Regions from separate parts of the Homo sapiens genome. Here region 2 is linked to region 1. The links are chromatin contacts, found by Hi-C or POLR2A ChIA-PET in ENCODE. All regions are on one chromosome and are shown on one strand. Each heading gives the region's core, a stretch centred on a gene start or an enhancer-like site at or near the end of the contact. The rest is flanking DNA. Distances are from core to core; before and after follow the strand shown. Region 1 overlaps ERAP1 (endoplasmic reticulum aminopeptidase 1). Region 2 holds the start of ERAP2 (endoplasmic reticulum aminopeptidase 2).

Evidence for each region. A loop is a pair of places that touch in the nucleus more often than their neighbours do. ChIA-PET counts read pairs that join two places held with the same protein, here RNA polymerase II (POLR2A).
Region 2: a loop to region 1 is called in a map of endothelial cell of hepatic sinusoid, with 2.4 times the contacts of the local background. The contact joins the promoter of ERAP2 here to the enhancer-like site in region 1. A Hi-C loop is called at or near these places in 1 of 168 maps with a recorded cell type or tissue (endothelial cell of hepatic sinusoid). POLR2A ChIA-PET finds 5 or more read pairs at or near these places in 4 of 52 experiments (MCF 10A, T-cell, activated T-cell and 1 more).

Annotation. Positions count from the first base shown.
Region 1 is chr5:96,777,319-96,782,859 of GRCh38, forward strand. ERAP1 (endoplasmic reticulum aminopeptidase 1) reads right to left here. Exons shown (of 19, transcript NM_001040458.3): 16 at 4,375-4,536; 17 at 3,740-3,880; 18 at 3,105-3,186. Among named protein-coding and RNA genes, the nearest start is that of ERAP1, 28 kb to the right of the region's middle. RefSeq lists an enhancer at 3,054-4,253. Within about 2 kb of position 1,251, at least 3 of the 41 ENCODE cell types and tissues checked have a DNase peak (open chromatin) inside an H3K27ac peak, as active enhancers do.
Region 2 is chr5:96,874,071-96,879,896 of GRCh38, forward strand. ERAP2 (endoplasmic reticulum aminopeptidase 2) reads left to right here and starts at 2,430. Exons shown (of 19, transcript NM_022350.5): 1 at 2,430-2,457; 2 at 5,494-5,826. The coding sequence starts at 5,616. It also overlaps a transcript of ERAP1 not described here. RefSeq lists enhancers at 2,069-2,198, 2,219-2,368, 2,539-2,748, 3,119-3,328.

The DNA of each region.
Region 1 (5,541 bases), core at 1-2,500:
ATTAATCCATCAATTTTTGATTTGGTATTCAGGAAGCGAATGTAGACCATGATGTATTATTTATTCAGCATAGATTCCAGACAGCCAGTTCCTTAGAAATCCATGTCATAATACCATATTATTAGTTTGGGAATAAAGAGGGGAGTAGGAATGGGTTTTAGAAAGATCAGAATTCAATTTTAAATGATGCAGAGTTGTTTTAAAATTATATGTCAATACAGTGCAACTTTACAATGAGCAGAAGGCATGGCCTCCTGCTGTAGCAACCTGGAAAACACTTCACTCTCTACTTTAAGTTGTAGCTCAACCTACTGTTTCATACGCTCTCAGAATGCAAGATTAATTCACAGTCGATTAAAAATCACTGAGCACTACTCAACAAAGCACATCAATAATTTTACTAATTGTTCAAATCATTAATCCTAAAGGAGCTCATCATGATAGCTCCACTAAAAACAGACCTTCTACAACAGCGAAGCCAGCTGTTAACCATTACTCTTACCCTTGTCCTGACCCAAAATCATCTCTTCTGTCTTCACCTGCCTTGGAAATGCAACATCTCCACTGAATATTTGATTCAGACTTGGCTCTTTAAGAACAATTTCTGTGCAATAAGTAGCACAATACAGGGATAGGAAAACAGGTTTATCCTACTAACTTGATTTGAGCAAATGATTTAACTTCTATGGAAGCCAGTCTCCTCATTTGTAAAATGAAGAGCAGTGGTGAAGGATGTAGTTATATAATGCAGGTAAAGTGCAAAGCCCCAAACCCAGCATGTATCAGGGACTTAACCTCATCCATTTGTTCACCAATATTTACTCTGATATTTATTCATCCCTCTGCTGTAATTACTGTGCTAGACACTGAGGATGCAGCAGTGAATCAGGCAAGCATCCTCCCCTCATGGAGCTTACAGTCTTTTGGGGTATACAAGCAGTAAATATGATTACTGTAAATAAACTGCTATGAAGAAAATATGCCAGGGGTATGCTAGTAACTGAGGAGATGTGGCCTGCATTGAACAGCATGGTTTTGGGGAAGGTGATCTGAGCCGAGACCTCTCAAAGATAAAATGCCCCTTTCTAGTGAAAAGTTGGGGAATGGGCAAGCCAGGCAGAGAGAATAAAAAGTGCAGAGGCTTAAAGACAGGAGAAACATGTGGTAGCCCAGGAGCAGAAGGAGGCTGAGTGGCTACAGTGTTATGAGAGAGTAAGCCAGGAGCGCCTGTGGGAATTGGCACCAGAGAGGTCCTCAGAAGCCAGGTCTTCAAGGTCATGGACACATGGGAAGGAGGGATTTGGAATTTACTGCAAGAACAATAGGCAGGGTTTCAAGAAGCCAGGGTCAGTTATGGGCTGACTTGCAGTCTTCAATGTGGAAAATGTTTTGCTATTGGCAAAGTGGCAAGGGGGAGGCCAGTTAGGACACTATTGCAATAGGCAAGGCAAGAGATGAGAAAGGATTGAATGGGGGTAAGAGCAGAGAGAAGTGCGCAAGATCCAGTGCATGTGCTGAGGGAAGACCGGCAGGACTTGCGTAGTTAGATGTCTGGGGAAGAAAGGATTCAGGATGACTCCCGTATTTTATATGTCCGTAGTTTGCTCTCCATTATGATAACATCTCGGGCTCTTTACTTTTCATGCCCTGCTTCAGGATCTTCGCACCTGATATTTCCTCTGCACACAATACTCCTCTAGATGTTGGCATTTCCTTCGATATCTTCTCAAATGTCTCCTAATCATCCTATAAAACAGCACCAACCCTCTATCCCAATCACTCTCCTTGCCTTATTCATCTTCAGAGCATGTAACTACTTGACATTGGTTGATTTGTCTGTAATTGTCTGATTCCCACAGCAGAAATTTCAGCTCCGTGACAGCAAAGGTTTTGTCTGTCTGTTCACTGTTACAGCCCCATAACCTAAAACCATGTGTGGCATATATGTCTTGAATGAATTAATGAGAATACAAGTGAATGAATGAAATGCTTTGTTGCTATAGATCTTGTCTATAGATGACTACCTTTCTGGTCAAGGCTTTGGACATCTCTTCAGTCATCAGACAGAGTATCTCTGCTCTAGACCTCGCTGGAGTTCAAGCTTGAATTATTATATGCAAGTTAATTTTACAAGCCTGGATGAGGCTACTGAAAACTGGAAAAAAGCTACGAGACTGTAACAACCCTTCATTCTTTTTCATTTCCAAAGCTCTCTCCCCATCTCAAGCTAGAAAATAGTGTAACCAGACTACACAATGGAACCACTCCTAAAAAAATTAATATTAGCCTCTCAGCTTTTATCTAAATGTACCACAGTTTAAGAGCCTTGTAAAATTTGTTCCACAACTTTACTATAGGAAACCTTATTATAGAAGGGACACCACAGAACTCAATGGCCCACACATCAAAGTCCTCGAGTTTAGGACTGAAGAAAAGTCTGCTTTTGTAGAAAATGTGTATGCTTCATGTTCTCTTTTACCAGACAATGAGAATAACTCATACTGATTCCTCATTTTTCCTTGACTTCCAGGAATGTCTGTGATAAATTCAGGGGACAATTGCGAGAATTATCCTCAGCCATAAGTCCCTCACATGGTTATCACCTGTCCATTATGTATCTTTTTGTCCTTCATTTTAACATTTCTTTTATACATGGATCTTAAAGCTGCCTGAAATTCTTTCTGAAGGTAGATGGTTACATAATAAGTGACAGGGAACCATGAACTTGGATGGTTTATAAAGAACCTAGATTCCGGACCTGCCTCTTTAGCAACAGCTGGATGACCACTTCAGTCATTTATACCTCAGTGCCCACTTTTAACATCCTTAAACAAGGACTAATTGTCTCAAGTAATTTTCTTCAAGTCCTAAGGTTTTTACTGGCAGAGCTAAGACCTCTTAACGTGTCTGAGAAGAGGCACAGTTTTCACTAGTTTAATTGCAACTGATTTATGCTGCTGTCAACACCATAGCATCCAAAAATAACTTCTAAATGACAATCCATTTCTAACTCACCACACCCTCAAAGTATTTTGTCTACCCCATATTAATTAGCTAATTTTCATTTATGTTTAAAAATATATATATAGATTTTTTTTTTTTACCTCTTCAAGCCGTGTTCTTGTGGAGAATTGATTTGTTGTACCCATTACCATGTGGGCTATGGAAGATGAGCCAAGTTCAAACCTAGAGAGGGAAATATTCAAAAACGGGTTGTGAAATACTTATTCATTTAACATATATTTTAAGGGCCTCCTATATATAATAGCTTTCAGCTAAAAACTGATCGGTGTGAAAAATACAAAATATGATGTCTATCCAATGGGTTAAGATCTAGCTGTAAAGAATAATACACACCAACAGCCTAATAAAAGGTTAAGTATCCAACAGAAAATGACAGAAGCAGGAAATGCTATAAGAGTTAGACAAAGACAGATGTGAACAAGCAAATGTGTTCATGGAAGGCCTGGGCTGAACTGTGAGGAGGAAGGCTTCAGATATGTCCATGGGCTCAGGAAGGGGTTATGCCAGATGGAATGGAAAACATCCCTGTCCAGATTCACTAGTTAGCACTGAAGTCCAGTTTTATGTTTTCTACAAATATTTTAGGTATTTCTACTGCCTATCTTCAATCAAAAAGTACCTTTAGACTGTTACTGTTCTTTTACAAACAGCAAGGCTAAAACACAGTAAGGTTATGAACTTATCCAGTCACAGCACAATTTTTGGCACCACTTACTTTTGTACAAGTTTGTTCCAGTTTTTCCTCAGAAATTGCCAGGCCAGTGGGTATCCTACTGGGTTCCTGCCAATGAGTGTAAGAATTTGTGGAAACTCCTGAGTTTTTATTTTATCTCCCTTAAAGCTTTCATCTAGTAGCCTAGAAGGATTAAGAAAAGAAATGTTAGCAATGAATAGGTGATGAAACAGTTATGAATCACTGCAATAAAATTACTTGTAAAAGAAAAAAAAGTCTGCCAGTAACAAAGGTTAAAAAGATAAATGGGTAACCACAATCCTGATAAACCCACTATAGCTACATAATAAAAACTAACATTTATATAGTGTTCATAACACCCATTCTCATATACCCTCTCATTTGCTCAAAAGAATAGTTAAGGAAGAGTAGCTCTAGTAAATATTTTTAATATGTTGTCATTTTAAAGATGCACAAATGTATACACCTTTAAATATTTTTCCTAACACCTGGTTCTCCCTAATTATTTGCCTTTCTCATTAGATGTGTGCTGACTTGCAGTATGTTCCCAGCAGGATAGGCAATTCCTGGCCAAGAAAACAAAAATAGATGCCAGAATGATCTAATCTAATCTAATTTCCCTTGGCCACATGAACATGAATGAATGACGGACTCACCATTGAAGCTTTTCCTTATTTTGGGTTCTGCAGAGGGCAAATTCAATTTGGCTTTTCTCAGTACTGGACAAAGAAAACTGATATTTACTATAAAGAAAATCCCAGCCTTCTGTGCTCTGGGCCCCCACAGCAAACACTGCCAAGGTCACGTCGACAGGCAGGCTATAGAAAGGAACACACTCGGTGAGAATCTGAGGTGCAGTAAGTATGTTTAGAGGCATAATGGTGACTAACTATGAACTGCTGAACTTTCCCCATGATCAGAGAAGCATGCCTGGAAATATAAACAAAAACTACTGATTTCCTTCAGTTACAATTTTTTTTTTTTTTTTTTTTAGGACGGAGTCTTGCTCTGTCACCCAGGCTGGAGTGCCGTGGCTCGATATCGGTTCCTGCAAGCTCCGCCCTCCCGGGTTCACGCCATTCTCCTACCTCAGCCTCCCGAGTAGCTGGGACTACAGGCGCCCGCCACCATGCCCGGCTCATTTTTTGTATTTTAGTAGAGACGGGGTTTCACCGTCTTAGCCAGGATGGTCTTGATCCCCTGACCTCGTGATCCACCCACCTCAGCCTCCCAAAGTGCTGGGATTACAGGCGTGAGCCACCGCGCCTGGCCTAGTTACACTTTATAAAAAAAAGGCAAGAGAAAAATATCTAAAATTAGGTTTTAAGTAGCCTTCTCAAAAATGTGAAATGCCATTTTTATAAATACCTACATATTTAAATACTTTAATGATGCTGGGTGACTCCATAGGGGATCACCTTTCAAGCCAAAAGAAATTCAAACTATATTCAAAATTTACACCATGATCACAAGTCAGGACGGCAGTAGGACCACTGTTTGGATTTCTTTAAGCTGAAGCATGTAGGTTGTTGGCATAAATGTTTCCTGGGTGGGGTTTAAGCTCCAAATGTAAAAAGGACTGAAGTGTAGCAAGAATAGGGATTTCCAGATACGGTAAAATCCTACCTTGCTTAGACAGTGTCAGCAATTACTATGCATCCCTGTCAGGGAATTTGGAAGCCCAAAGAAACTACTATAAAATACAATGCATGTGTTTCTCTATGGCATGGCTGTCACCGTTTAATAAGATTTTGCATTGCCTATACAAAATGAGAATTATTCCCATACCATCCTAACTCCCCAGATATTTGACTTTTATGCAT
Region 2 (5,826 bases), core at 1,180-3,679, 98 kb after region 1:
CTTATCCCAAAGAAAAGAGAAGAGAAAAGAAAAAAAAAAGAAGGAAGGAAAGAAAGAAAGAGAGAGAGAAAGAAAGAAAGAAAGAAAGAAAGAAAGAAAGAAAGAAAGAAAGAGAGAGAGAAAGAAGAAAGAAAAGAAAAGTTAGGAGCCCATTTTGCTGAGAAACTCTTTTAAATAAGCTACAAGTACTTGAATCTGGCTCAATTTTCACTTCTAGGATTCTGCAGCTCAATTCCATAGCCTGTTTCTTCATTCTCCATCACCACTTCTGTTCCAGTGGGCAGGAGAGAGCTCTGAAAACACACATGCACTCGCCCACATACCCACAGCTAGGCTGGATCTTGTGACAAGGAATATCACAGAAATACTCCCAGCCTCCTATACCTCTTCTACCTGCCCCCACGCCCTGCAGAGTTAGAGTCCGTAGATAAGCCCTTGGGGCCTCCTCTTCTTTGTCGTCTTTGTCCCCTTCTTTTTCCCACTCACTGGCTTCCAGCCATCCCCCTTCCTGTGGTGCCCCTCTCACTACATGAAATGCAGCTCTGAGGGACCCCATTCAGTCTTATGTTTCGGGCCTTAGGTGTAGGCTACTGCCTTCCTTTCTGCCCCTTCTACTTTATCGACTTGTTCTTTCAGGTTGAAATAATAAAATGTAGAAAGGTGGAAAAATTAAAGCTTGAGACTTAACTAGGATCTAATCATGGCAACATGTGCTATTGGGCCAAACATAGGTTGCAAACACAAACCACAGCAGGACAAGGCACATGATACAAGTCTATGAAGAGTGTCTGCAACATGATAAGAGCTAAGCTTGTTATATTTCACTTGACAATAGAAATTGTATGGATGTATTGCCATTTAATAGACTGTGATTCAAACAAAACAACTATAGGCTGGCATATAGGCTGCCAGTAGGCCACTATGGTTCCCACACTAGGACTTGCCCCTCTGTAAATGGGGAAATCAAGGAAAGATCTTGAGCAGTGGGGGAGGCATGGTCGAGCAGTAGTTGAAAGGATTAATCTGGTGGCATCGTACAAGTAACTGCAAGAAGCTGAGCTTGAGAAGCTGGGAAGACATGATTGAAGGCCATTGTGAGGAAGGATGAGGACCTGGACTACTTTAATAAGCGGTGGGATTTTTTCTTAGTTGGATAGAAAGAGATTGAAAATGATTCAAAAAGGCCAGTTGCGGTGTCTCATGCCTGTAATCCCAATCCTTTGGGAGGCTGAGGCAGAAGGATCACTTGAGCCTAGGAGTTTGAGACCAGCCTGAGCAACATGGGAAGACCTCATCTATAAAAAAAAAATAATAAATTAGCTGGGTGTAGTGGTGGATGCCTGTAGCCCCAGCTACTTGGGAGGCTGAGGTGGGAGGATCATTTGAGCTCAGGAAGTCAAGGCTGCAGTGAGCTGGGATGGCACCACTGCACTCCAACCTGGGTGACAGAGTGAGACCCTATCTCAAAAAAAAAAAAAAGAAAAGAAAAGGAAAAATCAACAGGCTTTGGTAACAAATTGGAGAGGGACAGAATCAAAGTAACTAACTATATGGTTCAATCCTAGATAATGGAAGAAGGCTGGAAGCATATAAAGCAAAGGGTGTTTATCTGGGGAAAGAAAACACTATTTGAGTTGTCAGGGTTCTGGTTCAGGTTAGGGTTAGACATCCATGTACTGTTGGTCCATCAGGCTGTTGGAATTACAGCAGCAGAACCCTTGAAGGAGGGATCACAATGGGAGCAATGTGGGATGAATGGGGATAAATGCTAAATCTGGGTACTGGAAAGGATAAAGAGAGGGCAGAGCAAAGGCCAGAGGTTTCATCTTTGTGGAAGGTCTGTATTCAGAGCAGAGAGGAAGTTGAAGCCCAACTCAAACAGGCAGATAAAGAGAGATCAAAGAGATGAGCATGAGATACAGTCCCCTCGTGCCCAAGGAGACAGGGTGGTTACAGACATGGAAAATCTGAGAATAATCACCTCTGATAAAGATCACAGAAGCTGCCCGGGAGGTGTTTGGTAAGCTTGGAGTTACGTTTGTGGGGTGGATGGGCAGAAGTCAGATTTCATAGCACTGAGGATGCAGCACAAGGAGAAGTTCAAGATCAATTCCTAAGACAACAACTTGGCACTAAAAAACATAAACTATGTTCTGAAGGCTTTACCCTGGGGACAAGGGAAGGGAGGTGATAACAGCAGAAGTGGCAGCCACTGGCGATCCTTTCTTTCCATGGTTTGGCTTCTACTCCAAAGCCACTTATTTGTGCATTCTACAAAAAGTTTCTTGTCCTTTTTGAAATAAAGCTCTTATCCTAAGCTCCATTCACACCTGCGTGATAATGAACCAGCTAGTACTTACTGTACTCAGGAAGCATGCAAAGTTCTGAATCTTAGAACAGAAAGTGAAAGCAAAAGTAAATTCCCCTTCAGTCAAATCTGCAGCAGCATGATTTAAGGTAACGTATCAACATTTCTCTTGGGTTTGTCTTAAAATTAGATTTTTTCAATAAGAATAATGAACTGAAGGTATAGAACTGCTGTGTTGAGAAGGTTTTGTAATCTAAGGCAAGGTTCTGGGGGACTGGGGTGAATTGGGCGCGGCTGTATTAGAAAGTGTATGCAGTTGAGGCTGGGACTTGATCTAAGACGCTGCTGCACTGACTCTCTTTCAGAGATCTTTTTGTCTTTTCTAAGCGTTTGTGACAATTCTTGCCTCTTCAATCCCAGGATGTTTTGTTCACTGCATTGCTATTTAAGGTACAGTGCAGTATAATAGAAAGCCCACCAGACCAAAGGGCAAAGAGCTATGTTTTAGTCCTGATTCTGTTTCAGACTTCCTGTGTGGATTTTGAGAAGTCACCATCCTGTTCCTTCATCTGTTTATTTAATTTAATTTATGTATTTATTTATTTATTTATTTTGAGAGAGAGCCTCGCTCTGTCGCCCAGGCTGGAGTGCAGCAGCACGATCTCGGCTCACTGCAACTTCCACCTCCCTGGTTCAAGCGATTCTCGTGCCTCAGCCTCCCGAGTAGCTAGGACTACGGGCATGTGCCACCATGCCCGGCTAATTTTTGTATTTTTAGTAGAGGTAGGGTTTCACCATGTTGGTGAGGCTGGTCTCGAATTCCTGACCTCAGGTGATCTGCCCACCTTGGCCTCCCAAAATGCTGGCATTACAGACCTGAGTCACTGTGCCCGGTCCTGTTTCTTTATCTGAACACTAAGGACTTGTACTAGCTGGCCTTTACAACCCTTACTAGTTCTAAAGTTAAAGACTGTGTGAGTAAAGCTTTTCTCTCTACTCTTATCAATCAAGTACATCTCTAGGAGTGTCTGCTACAAGTGGGGGCGAGCTACTCCTTCATTTTGGCCATTGAATGCAAGTTATAACCTCAATAATAATTTCATATCCAACACTAATTACTTACTTCCTATATGCTCCATGCTGTGCTGTGCCAACTTCTTCACATGAATTATTTCATTTAATCATCCCAGCATGAGGAAGGTATAATTATTACACTGTTTTATGGTTGAGATAAATGAAGCTCAAAAAGTAAAAAACTTTGCCCATGATCACGTAGGTGAGGTTGGTGGAATTAGCGTTGGAATCTGGGCACTCTGATTCCAAAGCCTCAGACCCACATAATAAGCCACTCCATTTTTTTTAAACCCTCCAAAATTCAAGCTAATAGACCAATTATGAGTGTACTTATCAGACGTTCTTGGAACACTGAGATTTGTAGCAGTAATTTAATGCTTGTTTTTAAAAAGAGGGAGAAGTATCTTTAATATTATTTTATTTTTGTTCCTTTAACAATACCTGTCACCTGCATTAATATTGCAAATTGAAAAATTGAAGTAATTGTTTGGATAATTAATGCTGCAGAACTTGTTAAGGATTATAAAAAGAAGAAGTAGCAGAGAAAACCTTCATGGTTTGAGTTGGAGCAGTAAGGAAGTAAGTAGAGGCAGGTGGTAGGGTGGCAGTAAGAATTGATTCCCCCAAATTAACTATGCTGTTTGTCCTAATTTTATATGTGTTGTAGCTTTACCCTTCAAAAAGAAAGAAACTTAGTTCTATTTACAAAGGTAGTAAATTCAGTTTGATTTAATTGTGCTTTCAAAAGTAGTGTAAAGGGAAAAGAACCGAACCTTAAAAAAATTCTGTAAGAATATTATAAACTCAAAATTTATTTCCATGGCTTTTGACATATTGAAAATAAACTGGGGATAAATACCTACCTTGACCAGCAACCTTTACACCAGTAGCCATAAAATGAGGCCATTCAGATAATGTTATTGAAAGAGGTGAAGTTCAATGCCATTCGTAGTAATAATAATATCTGGTATCCAAAGAATATAGAATATATATATAGAATATTCTTTGTGACTTATGAAGACAAAATAGAGACATCTTGCACAGTTTACTTTCAGGCATACACTTAAAATTACATGTGTGCCTGTGGTTCCAGCTAATTGGGAGGCTGAGACATCAGGATTGCTTGACCCCAGGAATTTGAGGCCAGCCTGGGCAACATGGTGACACATTGTCTTTCAAAAAAAATAAAATATGGCCAGGCGCAGTGACCCACGCCTGTGATCTCAGCACTTTGGGAGGCTGAGGCAAGTGGATCACCTGAGGTCAGGAGTTCGAGACTAGCCAGGCCAACATGGTGAAACCCCGTCTCTACTAAAAATACAAAAATTAGCTGGGTGTGGTGGCACATACCTGTAATCCCAGCTACTCGGGAGGCTGAGGGAGAAGAATCACTTGAACCCCAGAGGCAGAGGTTGCAGTGAGCCAAGATAGTGCCACTGCATTCCAACCTGGACAACAGCGAGATTCCGTCTCAAAAACATAAATAAATGAATAAAAATAAAGTAGGCTGGTCACAGTGGCTCACGCTTGTAATCCCAACAGTTTGGGAGGATTGCTTGAGTTTAGGAGTTTGAGACCAGCCTGGGTAACAGGGAGACCCCCATCTCTACAAAAAAGGTAGCCGAGTGTGGCGGTGTGTGTCTGTAGTCCCAGCTACTCTGGAGGCTGAGGTGGGAGGATCACTTGAGCCCAGGAAGTTGAGGCTGCAGTGAGCTGTGATCATGATTGCACACTCTACTCCTGCCTGGGCAACAGAGCAAGACCCTGTCTAAAACATAAATAAATAAACAAAAATTTAAAATATAACCAAATGTTAAAAACATTCAACATGCAATGAATTTACACACCTGCCTTCTGCTCGCTGCACAAGAATTCAGAAGAAATTCATTACATTCAATTTTAAGGTAGGGTTTTTTGGGGGAGTCCTAAAGGGTTTTTATTTGTAATAACCAGATAACAGCTTAATTTCTGCTCTATTTTGTGGATACTTGGCCTAATTCTGACAGAGAGCAGATTTTCCCTTACTCACACATACCTTTTTACATGTTTAAGATTTTATTTGTAAATTGAAATCTTTTTTGTCATGCTATAAGTGTGTTTTTTTCTTCTAGATTAAATTCATGTATTGAAAATATTGTTCAGACCCCATGTGACATAACTGGAGCCAGTGCAGTGCCATGAAGAACTACGAGATTAGCCTGGATATTAACTTGTCTTCTAGAGAATAGATTTCATGTTCCATTCTTCTGCAATGGTTAATTCACACAGAAAACCAATGTTTAACATTCACAGAGGATTTTACTGCTTAACAGCCATCTTGCCCCAAATATGCATTTGTTCTCAGTTCTCAGTGCCATCTAGTTATCACTTCACTGAGGATCCTGGGGCTTTCCCAGTAGCCACTAATGGGGAACGATTTCCTTGGCAGGAGCTAAGGCTCCCCA